Linked DNA regions of Homo sapiens: region 1 is linked to region 2. The links are chromatin contacts, found by Hi-C or POLR2A ChIA-PET in ENCODE. All regions are on one chromosome and are shown on one strand. The core of a region is the stretch at or near the end of the contact, and the rest is flanking DNA. Distances in the headings are between cores, read along the strand shown.

Region 1 (5,681 bases), core at 32-2,531, 60 kb after region 2:
AACCTGGGAGGCCGAGGTTGCAGTGAGCAGAGATCGCGCCACTGCACTCCAGCCTGGGCTACAGAGAGACTTCATCTAAAACAAAAAACAAAAAACAAAAAACGATAATTTAAAGATAGTTTGCAATCTTTCTTTCTTTCTCTTTTTTTTTTTTTTTTTTTGAGGCAGTCTCGCTCTGTTGCCAGGCTGGAGTGCAATGGCGCGATCTTGGGTCACTGCAACCTCCGCCTCCCGGGTTCAAGCGATTCTCCTGCCTCAGGCTCCCAAGTAGCTGAGATTACAGGCGCCCGCCACTGCGCCCGGCTAATTTTTGTATTTTAGTAGAGACGGGGTTTCACTATGTTGGTCAGGCTGGTCTCGAACTCCTGACCTCAGGTGATCCGCCCACCTCAGCCTCCCAAAGTGCTGAGATTACAGGCGTGAGCCACCACGCCCGGCCTGCAATCTTTCTTACTACAAAGTCTTTGAAATCCGGTGTGTATCTTACATTCACAGCACACCTCAGTTACACCAGCCACATTTCAAGTGCGCAGTGTGACTCGGGGCTACTGTGTTGGACAGCGCAGCCCGGAGGCTGATCCGGGTAGCCCGGGGGCCACGCTGGGAGCAGCGCAGGGCTGGATCGTGTCTGTGAAACTCACTTTGCAGACTCCGGTGCTCCAAACAAAATGAGGGAACAAAGTCATACCCGGACTCCAATTCTGCCTCCCACTCCTGGCTGTCTGCCCCAAGGTCCTTCCGCCCCGTCCTGGCCACGTGACCTTGGGAGTCCCTTCGCCTCCAGAGCCTTGACCTGTACACCTGAGAAATGGGCGTGGTGACTCCTGCTGGCAGCAGCAGTGGTGCGCGTGGGGACACGCGTGCGGGGAGTCAGGCGCCCCCGGGTGCTCGCGGCAGGAAGGAGTGAAGCCTGCGGGCGGGTGTGGGGGCAAGAACTGAAGCCGGGGGAACCAGACGGGCTCCGGGTGCGGGGGCTCCGCTGGGGCCACGCCAGTCCGCCTGCAGCAGCCGGCAGCTCCGGAGGCGGCCACCGGGCGGCGCTGTGGAGCAGGGACCCCGGGGCCCGCAGGGGCCCGCGGAGGAGTGAGAATAATTAGTAACAGCCCCTGTCTGGGGTGCACTTCCCGGGGGAGGGGAGAATGAGGTCACTCTGGTCCTTCTGTGACAGGAGGGAAAACAGGCGAAGAAGCCCATCCCCCCAACCAACCCCCCCTAATTCAAGTCGGCCAACACTGCGGCCATGGGAGGATCCGGGTTTGGAGTCGGGGGCTCTGGGTGAGGTCCTGATTCTGACCTCTGAGGGACCTCGGGCTGCTCGGCCTGGTCTCCCACCTGTAGACGGGGACACCTGTGCCTCCCTGCAGATGCCGGCTGCAAAGGGGCGTTGCCAACTGTCTGGTGCCGAGCCAGAGTCAGTGCGTGCCTGGGATTGAGAGGCGAACTTTGAGAGATGAGGATAAAAATAACAGCTGCCGATGCTGAGCTAAATGCCTACTCTTCTTTATACTCTCTTAACAGCCGGTGAGGTTGGTATGACTGTTGCCCCCATCTGACAGATGGGGTAGCTGGGCCTCCAAGGTCTGGTGTGGCCTTACCTGGCCCAGCAGAGCGGGACCCTGATTCCAGGGTTCTGTGCTGCCTTGTGACCAGACCTTGGCTTAGACGGGTTCGGATGAACCTTCTCCTGCACACACCCCCACCCATGGCTTTTTCCTCCCTCCCCTCCTGGGCTCTCAGACCCTCTGGCCTTCCCTCCCCTCCCCAAAGGCTGCCAGGGCCCACAGCCAGGACCCCCAGTCTCCCCATTAAGATCAGAAGCCTCTCCATGCCCACAGCTCAGGCCTAGCCAGTGAGAGTGGTCCTCTGGCCGTAATAGTGGTTTCAAGACAGGCATGGGACTCAAGCCTGGCCAGTGTGGCTGGATGTTGGGACTCTGGCACCTAGAGCAGTTGGGAAACCTGCCTGGAGGCCTAGGGGCTGGGAGCCTGGAGCCCGGAGGCCTTGGGAGATTTGCTTGAGTCTTGTCTTCACCTTCTATTTTGTATTTTTCTAGAGAGACAGGGTCTCACTATGTTGTCCAGGTTGGTGGGCAGTGGCTATTCACGGGGCAATCAGACTCGAACTCCTGGCTCAAGCCATCCTTCCACCTCAGCCTCCTGAGTAGCTGGGACTACAGGTGTGCACCACTGCGCCCCACTTGGCTTCCCCTTTAATGGAGGAGCTGCTGACTATGGTCTTGTGCTCTGGAATGCAGCCAAAGCACCTCCAGCTTTCCACCTGCCCGCAACCCCAGTTCTGTGCCCACAGTCTGCCTCCCACCCTCCCGTCCATCTGCACCCCGTCCCCACATTGACTCACCAAATCTAGAGTCTGATCATTGGAGGGTCCCTCGCAACCCCTTGCCTCCTCCAGAAAGAAAGGCTTGGCTCCACTCTCTTTTTTATTTTTTGAGATGGAGTCTCGCTCTGTCTCCCAGGCTGGAGTGCAGTGGCGCGATCTCAGCTCACTGCAGGCTCTGCCTCCCAGGTTCACACCATTCTCCTGCCTCAACCTCCCGAGTAGCTGGGACTATAGGCACCCGCCACCACGCCCGGCTAATTTTTTGTATTTTTAGTAGAGACAACGTTTCACCATGTTAGACAGGATGGTCTCGATCTCCTGACCTTGTGATCTGCCTCCCAAAGTGCTGGGATTACAAACCTGAACCACCATGCCCGGCCTGCCTTTGTTTTTTATCTGTAAAATGTGGCAAAGGGCTGAAAGCCCCCTAGCTCCTCTGGAAGCCAGAAACACCCTGCCCGATGATGGCAGCCCCCTTTTTAATTTAATTTATTTATTTTGAGATGGTGTCTCATTCTGTCGCCCAGGCTGGAGTGCAATGGAGTAATCTCAGCTCACTGCAACCTCTGCCTCTTGGATTCAAGTGATTCTTGTGCCTCAGCCTTCTGAGTAGCTGGGATTACAGGTGCCCGCCACCACGCCCAGCTAAGTTTTGTATTTTTAGTAGAGACAGTGTTTGAGGCCAGGCTGGTCTCAAACACCTGACCTTAGGTGATCCGCTTGCCTTAGCCTCCCAAAGTGCTATGGGATTACAGGTGTAAGCCACCATGCCCGGCCCAGCCCCCTCTTTTATAAGGGGACTTTGTATATGCTGTCCCTCTGCTTGGACGTCCTTCCTTAGTGTCCCTAGAGGGGGTAAGAGCATGACTGGACGCAGGCAATCTGCAATCCAGTCCCAGCTGGAGACAACAAAGGGCGCTCTGGGCTGGGGGCACTGCAGGTGCGAGGCCTCTGGAGCGGGAAGGCATAGGTAGCTCGGGGGGAAGGTTCTGTGGGGTTGGACGAATATATTTTATGGCTCAAGTTCTAATTCAGCAGCCCTGTCTCCCTCCTGCCCCTGGGAGAACTTCTGCTTTCCCTGGAATGGGGCTGTGGAAGGACAGACTGGTCCGTGGGTCCGGGTGACCTAATTTGAATAATGCGAACGGGAATGCTGAGATTCTGATATGCACGATGGTCTTGGGGCCTATGGGTCGGGGGGAATGAAGACCCTGGATTGGAATTGGAATTGGAACCCAACCAGGAGGAACAGGCAGCCCAGGGGTTTGGTGGAGGGTTTTGGGTGACAGGGACGTTACCAGGAGGCAGGAGAGGCCCAAGCACACCACTTGGCAGTGCCTGGCAGAGCAGGGCAGGGCGCGGGAGGGCGGGTGACAGTGGCTGGTACAGGTTTCAGCAGTGAACACCTCCCGCTGCACTCTGGGCCTCCCCATGGAGGAGCTGGAAGCTAAAATAGGACTCTATTTTGGGGGCCTGAGGCGAACTGGAGTCACTTCCCTGCCAGAAGTGAGAAGTTGCTTCAGCCTCTACCAGGGCAGGCCCTCCCCTATGCCGGAGTGGCAGGGGGTGGGCCTTATGGGTGCGGCCTGAGGCAGAGGGTGCGGGCCAAGGAGTGGGAGAGGACCGTGGCTGCTGAGGGGCTGAGGGGCTGGGGGCCTGGCCCACAGACATCATCTCCCTCCGTCCTCAGGGCAGCGGTGTGAGGTGGGAGCTGGGGCTTCCCCATGTTACAGATGAGGCTCAGAGAGGCCAAGTCACCTCTCCAAGGTCAATCAGTAGCAAGGGGCAGAGCCAGGATTTGGCCAGGTCTGGATGACGCCTGAGATGTAATCCCAACCCCAGCAGTGGGCGTGAGCGGGACCTCCACAGGCAGAAGGAGCAGCTGTTTCCTGACCACCTGCCGGGTGCCTGGCCCTCTGCACGCGCGATGGCTCAGTGAGGCCCTGTGTCCCGCCCCACAGGAGGCTGCAGCCTCGCCCCTTCTCACAGACAGGCCTGAAGCCAAGAAGGCAGGCCTGGGAAGCTCCAGCCTCAGGTGAGCGTCTGAGTTACTGCCCAAACGCAGGCAAACCCCTTTCCTGTCTGGGCCTCAGTGTCCCCATCCGTACTTCCAGGAGATCGGGCCACAGTCCCAAAAGACCCATCCAACTTTTCTTTTTTTTTTTTTTTTTGAGATGGGGCCGCTCGCTCTGTCACCCAGGCTGGAGTGCAGTAGCGCGATCTTGGCTCACTGCAACCTCTGCCTCCCAGGCTCAAGCGATTCTCTTGCCTCAGCCTCCCAAGTAGCTGGGATTACAGGCGCCCACCACCATGCCCAGCTAATTTTTGTATTTTTAGTAGAGACAGGATTTCACCATGTTGGCCAGGCTGGTCTCAAACTCCTGACCTAAGGTGATTCACCCGCCTCGGTGGCCCAAAGTGCTGGGATTACAGGCGTGAGTGAGCCACCGTGCCTGGCCAAGGCCCATCCAACTCTGATGTTTATAACATGTCCCACGGGGAGGCTGGCAGAGAGCTGGGCTGGGAGGCAGCTGCAATGACCCGGGGCTTTCGAAGCCTGCCTTCCCCAGCAAACCCATTCTCCAGGTCTCTCAGTGAGGCCCACCTGCGGCCGGGGGAAGAGGAGGAGTGTCTTTCCTGATGCAGACCCCGCTCCATGCTGCAGTGGATCCACGTGCACGATGCCATGTAGTTGCAGGTTGTCACCCCTGTGAGAGAGGGACTGTTGTTATGGCCTCTTTTTTATAGTTGAAGCCCAGGGCCAGGAAGTCCCTGGGCCCAGGACCACCCGAGAGGGAGGTCATGGTTGGGCCCCTCACCCAGGCTGCGGGCTCCAGGCCCCACCCTTCTGCCGCCACCTTCATGATGCCACAAAGTCGAAGTCTGATTTCATTACCCCCCTGACCCCAAGCTGGTCTTTGGCTGCCAGGAGGTGGCAAGGCCATTTGCGGCCCCCTCCGCACCCAGTCCTTCCCTGCAGTGACTGGGCTGTGAATAGCCTGGCCCATCCTCTCCACGGCCCCACCTTTGCCGTCCCCATGCTCAATTGCCCATATCCTCCCTCCTCTCACCTGCCATTTCCCAGTCATTCCATTGTCTCGCGCTCTCCTGCCCACTGAGGTGCCTCTGGCAGCTTCCCAGGTCCTCCCTGACTGGTTTTGGAACCCCAAAAGTGGCCCCCCTATTCCTGCTGCCCCATTCAATGTCCCACAGCAGCCCCAGACACCTGGAGACTGGCAGAGGCTGCGAGAAGGCTGGCCCCGTCCAGGCTGCCACTCTGCCCACCCGGGCCTGCTGGCTTCCCATCCCTGCCCAGCCCCTGCTCCAGGCCACTCAGCTGC
Region 2 (5,377 bases), core at 2,684-5,183:
GCTCTGTCACCCAGGCTGTGCGGTGGTGTGATCACAGCTCACTGCAGCCTCATCCTCCCAGGCTCAAGCAAGCCTCTCACCTCACGCTCCCAAGTAGCTGGGACCACAGGCACACACCACCACACCCAGCTGATATTTTTATTTTTTGTAGAGACAGGGTCTTACTCTGTTGTCCAGGCTGGTGTCACACTCCTGGACTCAAGCAATTTACCCACCTCAGTCTCCCAAAGGGCTCGGATTAAAGGCATGAACCACTGCACCTGGACTCTTTAATTTTTTAAGTAAAAATTATTTATTTACTCTGGAGACAGGGTCTTGTTCTGTCCCCCAGACCGGAGTGCAGTGGTGCAATCATGGCTCACTACAGCCTCAACCTCCTCCTGTATAGCTGGACTACAGGCGCACGTTACCACACCTGGCTAATTTTTTTTTTTTTGAGACGATGTTTTGCTCTGTCGCCCAGGCTGGAGTGCAGTGGTGCAATCTCGGCTCACTGCAAGCTCCACCTCCCAGGTTCACGCCATTCTCCTGCCTCAGCCTCCCGAGTAGCTGGGATTACGGGCGCCCGCCACCATGCCCGGCTAATTTTTTGTATTTTTAGTAGAGACGGGGTTTCCCCGTGTTAGCCAGGATGGTCTCGATCTCCTGACCTCGTGATCCGCCCACCTCGGCCTCCCAAAGTGCTAGGATTACAGGCGTGAGCCACTGTGCCCGGCCCACACCTGGCTAATTTTTAAAAAATTTTTGTTGAGACGGGGTCTCACTATGTTCCCCAGGCGGGTCTCAAGCTCCTAGCCTCAGGGGATCCTCCCACCATGGCCACCAAAGGGCTGGGATTATACATGTGAGCCACCATACCTGGCCAGGAAATAATTTTTAAAATTGCGGTAAAATACCTATCATATAAGATTTGTCATTTTAGCTGGTTTTAAGCGTAGGTTCTGTGGCACTAAGTTTTTTTTTTTGCGGGGGGGAACGGAGTTTCACTCTTGTTGCCTGGGCTGGAGGGCTGGAGTGCAATGTCGTGATCTTGGCTCACTGCAACCTCTGCTTCCTGGGTTCAAGCGATTCTCCTGCCTCAGCTGGTGTTGAACTCCTGACCTCAGGTGATCTGCCTGCCTTGGCCTCCTAAACTGCTGGAATTACAGGCGTAAGCCACCGCACCCGGCCAGCACTAAGTATTAATACATCCACACTGCTGTGCTCCTCCCCCTACTGCCCGCCCCATCTCCAGAGCTTACAGGGAACCACACAACCAGTTCCTTTCCTGAAAGCTCAGAGGACAGGCTGCCTCCTCCAAGGAGTGATCCTGACTTCCCAGGCAGAGAATTTCTGCAATAAGCATTAGGCCTCCCCTGTCCCCAGATCCCTGCCCAGAACCCAAACACGGGTGGAGCCTCCACAGGGCTTCCCACCCAGCCTCCTGCTTCCACAGAACAGGATTCACTCTGGCCAGAGGAGGAAATTCTTTGAACTTCTTTGAAGTCCATGATGGTGATGATGATGATGACGGTGACGGTGATGGTGATGAGAATAATGGTGATGGTGATGATGGAGAGGAGGAGGAATCTCTGGCTCTCCTGCTGATGTCTTTCTCTGACCAGTACAGTCTCTGGAAGGCAGGATCATGTGTTTTCCCACCCTCTGCCAAAGATGGGAGCAGCCTGGGCTGGAATGCAAGGTGGCAGGAGCATACCACAGCTCTGTCACTACGATGGCAACAGCCCCATCCCTGTCCCTCACAATGGCCCTGAGTGTGGCCCTGGTTGTCCCTGCCTGTGTCCTTCCTTGTCCCCCCAACCAGGGAGCTCCTGGAAGACTAGCCTGGGGTGCCCCCTTCACTGGCCCCCCAACATGGCCCCAGATCCAGTGGCTGTAGGGCCTTCCCAGTCTTGCCCTCACTTCCCAGCTGAGGAAGCTGTTCACACAGCCTTCCTGAGGCTGGGCCCCAGGCTGTCCCCAACATCAGCACTGGAACATGGGACCTGGGTGGGCTGAAGGGCCCTCGTTTCTTTTTTTGCTGTGAGTGGGAAGGGCTGGGGAAACTGAGGCACAGGTTAGTGTCTTCATTTGCCCAGGTCACCGTAGAAACCTACTCTCCTTGCTGCTCTCTGGACTCTGGGGCCACATAGGGAGGCGGCCTGCAGGGCCCCTGCCCAAGAGCCAGGTCAGACCGGAAGCTCAGTGCCGGGTGTAGGAGCTGAGCAGACCTGGGCTCAAATTCCAGTCTGCTCACTCCTCTGGTGGTCACAGCGCCTTCCTCACCTGTCAGTGGGGTGCATGATAGTGCAGCCTCTCACACTGGCTGGAGCGGCCAGTAAGGCAAACACCCCAGGTCGGGCCCAGGCTCGAGGCGGGGGCTCAGTGAATATCCCCTCTACCTTCTTTTCCTGCCCGGAGGTCTGAAGGGGGCAGCCCAATGGTATAGACGGGCCTGGAGAGAGGGTGGCTCAAGCCCTGGCCCCGCCTCTGGCCCTCTGTGACCTTCAGTATCTTCGTCGGCCTCTCGTGGCCACTGGGCTGTGTATGCAGGACAATATTCATTCTCAGGGTCTGCAAAGGCCACCCCCAGCCTTGTCCCTACCTCCTGAGGCGGGTGGAAGGGGCTGATGAAGGTCAGCCCAGAGATCTTGGAGTGAAAGGGGCAGAAGGCCCAGGGCTGGCTGCGGTGGACCCTCAGGAGGTGATGAAGCGAGGGTTGTCCCCCGAGTCCAGGGCCTCTGGAGCCTCTCCTTCCTGCTGTGTGCACGGGTCCATAAACAGAAGGGACCGCCAGTTCTGGTTCCATTAGACATCCAAAAAACAGGCTGGGCGCGGTGGCTCACACCTGTAATCCCAGCACTTTGGGAGGCTGAGGCAGGCAGATCATGAGGTCAGGAGTTCGAGACCAGCCTGGCCAACATGGCGAAACCCCATCTCTACTCAAAATACAAAAATTAGCCGGGCATGGTGGTGGGCACCTGTAGTCCCAGCCACTCGGGAGGCTGAGGCAGGAGAATCATTTGAACCCGGGAGGCAGAGGTTGCAGTGAGCCAAGATCGTGCCACTGCACTCCAGCCTGGGCAACAGAGAGACTCTGCCTTAAAAAAAAATCCAAAAAACGTGAGCGAAGGGGTTGCTAAGTCCTTAGACTTAGAGGGAGGCCCCCGGAGACCACTTGGGTGAGAGTCCCAGGCTCAGCTCTGCCCTGTCCTCCATTTGAGGGCTTGGGCAAGTCCCCATACCATTTGGGCCTCAGTTTCCCCATCTGGACATGAGGGTTTCCACTGGCCCAGAGTTGGGCTGGGAGTCAGGTGTGACCTCAGGGGACTCGTGGTGCTCTCCTGGCTCTTGGTCTCCACCTGGGCCTGGACTTTTCTGTGGGACCCATCAGGGACACTCAGCAAACACCCCTTTGCATTTGTTTTATTTATTTATTTATTTTTATTATTTTATTTTATTTTGAGACACAGTTTGCTCTTGTTGCCCAGGCTGGAGTGCAATGGCACAATCTCGGCTCACTGCAACCTCCATCTCCCAGGTTCAAACATTCTCCTGCCTCAGCCTCTCGAGTAGCTGGGATTGCAGGCATGTGCCACCACGCCTGGCTAATTTTGTATTTTTAGTAGAAACGGGGTTTCTCCATGTTGGTCAGGCTGGTCTCGAACTCCCGATCTCAGGTGATCCGCCCGCCTCGGCCTCCCAAAGTGCTGGGATTACAGGAATGAGCCACCGCGCCCGGCTGTTTGTTTTTATGTCTTCTTTTTTCTATTTGTTAATAAAGCTCGCTTGGGGTCAGATTGCTAGGACCAAAAAGGCCCTGGCAGACAGCCTAGTCCATTATATAGACAGAGAAACTGAGGCTCTTGGGGCGAGGCAACCCGCCAGTGCCCTCCGGTCCAGCCCAGGCTGGGACCCGGGAATTCGGGCGGCGCTCGCCTGCTGCCCCCGTGTGGCCGCCGCGGGCGCTGCAGGCGGGTCCTGGTCACGCGGGGCGGGGCTGCTTCTCATTGCCAAGCCCAGGGCGGACGTGGGGAGCACCCATAGGGAGAAGGCCTGCCCTGGCCACCTGAGACTGCGACTCCGAGAAGTGCCCTGAACGAGTTCACCTCCGAAGGGAAACCAGGGACGCTTCCAGGAGGCAGTGTCCTTGGAGCAGGTGGTCGGGAGTGCTCCGGGCGCCCCACCTGGAGGAGTCCAGCCCTGGGACCAATTCTGCGCTGGCCTGAGAACAGCGAGGGCCTCGGAACCCGGCGGAGGGGTTCCAGCGGCTTGGTTGCTGTGGACTCCAGCGAATGCCTTAACCTCTCTGAGCCTCCTTTTTCTCAGCAAGAAATTGGTGTACACACACACACGCGCGCGTGCATACACACACCCTTCACAGGCTGTTGTGAAGATTAAGTTGGTATTCAAAGCATCGGGCCCAGCCCCGGGTTCCAGGTGGGTTGTGTTCAGCCTCTCCCCTCTCCATCCCTCCCTTGCAGGAGTTTGGGCTGGAACTGCTCCTCCCAAAGGTGTCTCCAGGCCCTGTCAAGGCCCAGGGACAGAGCTGGTACTAGCCCTGACCACACAGTGGGAGAGCTTCCTGTGTTTTCCCCTTCCCTTTGATGGGGTCAGGAGGTCTCCATCGAGTGCTAGCCGTCTACACCACCTTATCAACCTCGTCAATGGAGAGGCAGAGGTTGGCTGTGGTCCTGTAATCCCAGCACTTCAGGAGGCCGAGGTGACAGATCACTAGAGCCCAGGAATTACAGACCAGCCTGGGCAACATGGTGAAAACCTCTTTACAAAAAATACAAAAATTAGCCCGGCATGATGGTGTGTGCCTGTGGTCCCAGCTACTTGGGAGGCTGAATTGGGAGGACTGCTTGAGCTCGGGGGTTTGAGGTTGCAGTGAGCCAAGATCGCACCACTGCACTCCAGCCTGGGCAAGAGTGAGACCCTGTCCCCCTAAAAAAAACAAATGAAACCAAAACAAAAGTCAGAGAGGCAGGTCCTGGGCCTTGGGCCCAGCACTGACCAGCAGGAGTACCTGGCTAGAATAGAAACTCCTTGTTTGACTTCATTCTATTTCTTTTCACTTTTACCTTCCATATGTGGCAAGTTGATACTGGTTTCCACTTATGTAGGGATAGGAAGTTTCCTTTTAAAATAAAATTGTTCCAGGCACAGTGGCTCGCGCCTGTAATCCCAGCACTTTGGGAGGCCAAGGCGGGCGGATCACTTGAGGTCAGGATTTCGAGACCAGCCTGGTCAACATAGTGAAACCCCATCTGTACTAAAAATACAAAAATGAGCTGGGCGTGGTGGCACACACATGTAATCCTAGCTATTTAGGAGGCTGAGGCATGAGAATCGCTTGAACCTGGGAGGCAGAGGTTGCAGTGAGCTGAGATCG

Evidence for each region. Hi-C counts contacts between places; a loop is a spot of excess contacts on that map. ChIA-PET counts read pairs that join two places held with the same protein, here RNA polymerase II (POLR2A). Pooled maps may share reads with other maps.
Region 1: a loop to region 2 is called in a pooled map, with 2.8 times the contacts of the local background. The contact joins two enhancer-like sites. A Hi-C loop is called at or near these places in 1 of 168 maps with a recorded cell type or tissue (CD4-positive, alpha-beta T cell) and 2 of 50 pooled maps. POLR2A ChIA-PET finds 5 or more read pairs at or near these places in 5 of 52 experiments (H1, HCT116, PC-9 and 2 more).

What each region holds. Positions count from the first base shown.
Region 1 is chr22:38,411,935-38,417,615 of GRCh38, forward strand. LOC105373030 (a long non-coding RNA gene) reads right to left here. Exons shown (of 5, transcript XR_938254.4): 4 at 4,946-5,048. Among named protein-coding and RNA genes, the nearest start is that of TPTEP2-CSNK1E, 16 kb to the left of the region's middle. RefSeq lists a silencer at 923-1,122 and an enhancer at 5,622-5,681. Within about 2 kb of position 1,282, at least 3 of the 41 ENCODE cell types and tissues checked have a DNase peak (open chromatin) inside an H3K27ac peak, as active enhancers do.
Region 2 is chr22:38,349,388-38,354,764 of GRCh38, forward strand. All of the region lies in intron 4 of TPTEP2-CSNK1E (TPTEP2-CSNK1E readthrough), which reads right to left. It also overlaps the pseudogene TPTEP2. Among named protein-coding and RNA genes, the nearest start is that of CSNK1E, 35 kb to the left of the region's middle. RefSeq lists a silencer at 3,815-4,054. Within about 2 kb of position 3,934, at least 3 of the 41 ENCODE cell types and tissues checked have a DNase peak (open chromatin) inside an H3K27ac peak, as active enhancers do.